Regions from separate parts of the Mus musculus genome. Here region 1 is linked to region 2. A link is a loop called in an ENCODE intact Hi-C map of the cell type or tissue named here. Cell type or tissue: gastrocnemius. All regions are shown on one strand.

Region 1 (2,500 bases), 260 kb before region 2:
ATTGTTAGATGTTCCATTTCTGATCTTAAATTGTAGTGGTGAGCATGAAATTAATATATCTCCACTGATAATCAACAAAGAAAGTACCAAGGGAACCCAGGAGAAATGCGCCAGTTTTAAATGATATATTAGCATCGTTCAGTATAATTTTTCAAATTTTGTCTTCAGACGTCACAGAATATTTCTACAATTAGCTCAAGTGCTAACAATGATAGCTGCTCTGTACCCCCAAGGGAAAAGAGTCCTACCTCACTAAAATTGGAGATACAGGAATCTACTGTGTCTTGGCGAGCAGAGGTACAGGGAAAAATTGTGTAATTTGTGGGAAGGGGATTGATGTTTGGGAAGAGAACGGATCTATACCATTCCTAGTTGCAAGGAGTACAGGGTTGCCAGGAGCCATTCCAATCCTCCTGGCTCCAGGTCTTTCATGAAGAAGGGATCAATACCACCAATGGTGTCTCCACCTGATGCCATTTTTTCCACTTAAGTCTTTGGAGCCTATGGGTGTCTATCTGTCTGCCAGATAAGATGCTGCAGTCCTTCCATAGTGTTTTCTAAGCATCTACTTGGAAAATAGCATTCTTCCCAACACTTACCCCAGTCCTTGACTATTTTATGAAAGAGCTTACATTTAGTGTGAAAGACAGATATGTGTACAATAAGAGGATGGATTCCGTGCAAGAACATGAGGGTCAGGCAGGCAGGGTACTGTTCGCATGAGAATGTTGAACAAGGCATTGCATGGACTGGATACTTGCCAGACACAGATGAGGAAGAGCAGTCCAGCTAGAGGGAAGGATGGAATAAAACCCAGCGAGATGAGGAAAGAGGTATATTTGACACAGCAGTAATGCCAGTGATATTGAATTAGTAAGTGTATGTCTGTATGTGTACAGGTTATGAGACAGGTTAGAAAGTTCCCTGTGTGCCACATTTTGGACTTTATATTTCATCCCATGGCTAATGGTGTGGACTTTTCAGTAGGAAGTCATGGTCAGTTCTGATATCCAAAGAAGTGACAGTGGCAGCAGTGGGGAATAGAGAGGGATGAGGCTAGATACCCAGGAGTCAGTGTGGAGTAGCTGAAGTTGTCTCAGAAATCCCAAAGAAAGTTAGTTTACCAAGACAGGCCATGGCTCAACTGTGATAGTGCATATGGTCATGAAGAAGAAGTCTTCCGTGGCAATTGTTCAATTGATTGACAGGATGAAAGCTTGACATTCTAGTGGGTGTACACAGGCTATCCTCAAATGAGATTCAAGGAAGTTGTGTGCTTAGAAACACTACTAACAAGTCTGTAGAGGAGTCTCTTCTCCCTGGCTTCAAAGGGATGATATTTTTTAAAGGGATGTGTTTGTTTAGCAAATGGAACTTTTGATCATGGAAGGGACCACACAAGCGGAGGGGAGACAAGACCTTCTTTGTTCACAATTTCTCTTCTGTTGAAAAAGTTTCTTTACCGCTTTTGTGCTTGAATTTTTCCCTGCTATTAATCTGCCACCTTGTGGCCTAATGAGGAATTTCAATTTTAAACTGAGAGGAAGGACTAAGAAGTCAATATTCCTTTCCGAGAACACAAACCCTGCCATAGCATAGCGCTGGCTGTGAAAAAGATCAAAGGAGAGCAGAGATACCCCGCTACTATGTAACCCCTTCTTCCCTGCTCACCAACGACGCTGTGGGATAGGAATTCACAGGGCAAAAGGAAGAACAGAGTCACAGGCACTTAGAATTCTGTGTGCTTTTCATCCTACAAAGCGATAGCTTGGATAGTGTCTTCAAATTTTAATGGAAAGTTTAATTGACCTAAAAGTTAAATAATCAGGTAAGATTATCATTAGCATCCAAAATACTGTATAGAATCATAAGACAACTTTGCAAACAGATAACAATTAGGCATCAAATAATCACTCTGTAAAGTGAAATGAATGACGTATGTCCACATATGCCTCTTAGCATCCACATGGCAGGTCACAGTCATCTATAACTCCATTCCAGGAAATCTGACACTCTCTTCTGCCTCCGTGGACACCAAGCACACACACACACACACACACACACACACACACACACTATATATATATGTGTATATATATATATATATATATATATACACACACACACACACACACATCCAGGCAAAACAATAAATAAATACACATACAAAATAAAAATAAATAGATCATTTAAAAATAAAAGGCCAGTTAAGTCACCTAGGGACTAGTATGTTTCTGAAATTTCTACTTTGATATCTTTATTCTAATCTGACTCCACAAATGCCCATGAGTTCTTTATTTTCTTTATAGCCAATCTTCTTGTTTTCTTGGTCCAGGCCTATTATTCTTAAATACTGTTACACAGAATACTCTGTGTTCTCCTCCCAGACAGCCATATTTTTAATTTCTCTCTCTCTCTCTCTCTCTCTCTCTCTCTCTCTCTATATATATATATATATATATATATATATGAATAAAGTGGTCTGTAAGCTTCTTTCTGA
Region 2 (2,500 bases):
CTCTGGGCCATATGGTATACACGCTATTATAAAAGTGGACAAGTACAAGAAGGGTCAGTACTGTGTGGCTCCATGTTTTGATTCCTGTGGCCTTCAGCTATCAAAGATTGCAAACACAATGATGAATGGGAAGAAGAGAAAAAGAAAACTCATAGGACAAACTGTCAACCAATTGTCATGGTTTTCAGAAATACAATGAGTATTAGCTTAGGCATTTCTTGTTATTCAACAACAAAGAATTAAGATCTACTTTTCTGCCAAATAACGTTGACCAGTTATATGGTACCAAGAAATGCCCCTGCCCCTCCCTATAGATCATTCACAATTCTGGGAATTCTAAAGGGTATTCTGTTTATCTGTTTATTCACAATGTCCACACGTATTGATCTCTCCTAAGCAACTTCCATCTTAATTCTCTTCCCATTAACAATCCTGAATATTATGTTACACCAGGAAGCGAGGTCAAACACCTCCAACTGGATTCCAGTCATTCTTGTAGCCAACATCTTCTTCAAAATTTATTCAATTTTTATCACAAGCCATGTGGTTCAAAACACTTCAATTTTATTCAATTTAAATGAATAGAGTAAGTCAACTTTTTCTTAAACAAAACTTTTAAAGAATATTCTACCATTTTACTTAGGAGCTCAGTAAATATAAACTTTCAATATAAAACTTTATATATAAACACCTTAACCTTTTATTTTAAAGTTGTACTTTGCATCTCTTGTTAATCACTGAGCTCATGAAATTCAAAGCCATACAAATCCTTACATTAACAGTCATAAGCTTGAAACTCTTAAAAGACGACCTTGATCAAAGCTTTGGAATCCAGTAAAAATTAGAAAACGAGTGGCCTTCAGAATACCCTGAGCGTACACCAGCACTTCACCAGGAAACATAGTCGATCTTCTGTCCAGAAAGTGGGGCTGACAGTCAAAAAGAAAACAGAAGGGGAATCAGGAGCAAGTAAAATTCTGGCTGTATTACACAAGCACGAAAACAAAATTCCTTTGGAGAAAAAAATTTGTAAGTCTTCGGAGGTCTTCCAGACCGGTGAGGTAGAGTCCGAGAGGGAGAAAACGCACGTGTCCCTCCAGGTTCTGGAGACGTCTCCATCCGGGTTGGGAAGCAAAGGGACTTCTGTCGCGGGTCCGGCCGTCCCGTCTGGCCGCGGGCGTGGGGGCCGCACCTGTCCCGATCCTGGACCGCGGCGCCGCACCGCATCCAGGGGCCTAGTTCGCGCATAAAGTGCACCAAAGGGGGCCGGTTCTGTAAACATTCGACTGACATTGACATAAGTCCGTTCCAGCGCGCGGAAGCTTCCCCGGGCGGCGGCCGGCAGGAGGCGCCGCAGCGCGCATCACAGCCGGTGCACCGGGAAGCGGCGCAGCCTCACCACCGGGTCCAGGTCCACTCGCAGCACTTGGCTCGCCCTGCGCCGCGCCACCGCCAGGCTGCGCTCGCCCCACACGTCGTCGCCGACGCGGATGGTCGGGAAGCTGGTCAGCGTCGGGGTGGCCGCCCTCCAGATCTCCTCCAGGGTGCGGCCCCCGAAGCTGGATGCGGGAGGCCCGGGCTCCGCGGCCGCAGCGGCGGGGCGCGGCCTACGGGTGTCCGCGGCAGCCCGAGCTCCACGGCGCCTCCTCCTGGGCGTTGCGCGCGGGCGCGGCCGGCGCGCGGGGCGGCTGTCGGGCGCCGGGGGGTCGGGCACCAGTGCCCGGCACGAGGAGTAGCCGTAGACGTCCTTGCTGCGCAGGATGTGCGGGGAGAACTGGTGCTTGAGGCTGCAGAGGAAGCTCCAGAGCTCCGCTTCCGAGCTCATGAACTCCGTGCTGCTGGGCATGAAGAGCTTGAAGGCGTCGCCCAGCGCCTCCGTGCTTCCGGCCAGCGACAGTTGCGACCGCGAGTACACCACCTTCTCCTCCAGCGCCTCCAGCCCGGCCCCTCCTTCCGCTCCGTAGCCGCCGCCCCAGGCAGCCCGGGGCCGGCGCCGCCGCCTCTTCACGCCGCGTCGCATCAGAGGCCGCTCGGGACCGCCCGCCGTCCCTGTCCGCGCCCGGCTCGGCGGCGCTCGCCTGTGCTGGCGCCTTCCGCCCGGCGCTGCTAGCCTGTGCTGGCGCCTTCCGCCCGGCGCCGCTCGCTACTTTTCTCGCCTCGCCGCCCCTCCCCCTCGGGGCGGAGGACGCGCTGGTTGTCCTGTGGCCGGGCTAAAGATGGCGGCAGCGGCGGGCGCCCACCCCGGGGCTTTGTCATTGGACGGCGCCCGCCCCCTCCCCTGGCTTCTCTTTCTTCTCTTCTCTTGCCTCCTTTCGCCCTCAGCCTTTCTTTAAATGGGCCCGCCTTAGTCCCCGCCTCCCACGGCCTCAGCTCCTCCCATTGGGTGCTCTCCGAGTGAGGGGCGGGGACTGATGGGGGAGAGGCCAGTTCGTGGAACATGGTGGCTGTGGTGGGTGATGGTGAGGCCCTGGAAGGCCAGTCAACCATTGGGTGGATCCAT

What was found. A loop is a pair of places that touch in the nucleus more often than their neighbours do. Peaks named below come from ENCODE experiments on the same cell type or tissue, not always from the same donor. Only the 100,000 strongest peaks of a DNase experiment are listed, where the experiment ranks them.
Region 1: it touches region 2 in a loop (4-fold over the local background); 4 of 42 quality-filtered maps call a loop at or near these places.

What each region holds. Positions count from the first base shown.
Region 1 is chr12:32,636,636-32,639,135 of GRCm38, reverse strand. No RefSeq gene overlaps it. Among named protein-coding and RNA genes, the nearest start is that of Gm33380, 56 kb to the right of the region's middle. In gastrocnemius, a CTCF peak has its summit at 1,509 (motif pointing left); a DNase peak (open chromatin) is centred at 1,552; H3K27ac peaks cover 1,462 bases.
Region 2 is chr12:32,378,504-32,381,003 of GRCm38, reverse strand. Ccdc71l (coiled-coil domain containing 71 like) reads right to left here and starts at 2,215. Exons shown (of 1, transcript NM_001162903.1): 1 at 1-2,215. The coding sequence starts at 2,020. The coding sequence ends at 1,364. In gastrocnemius, a CTCF peak has its summit at 1,363 (motif pointing right); DNase peaks (open chromatin) are centred at 1,412 and 2,253; H3K4me3 peaks cover 2,500 bases; H3K27ac peaks cover 2,077 bases.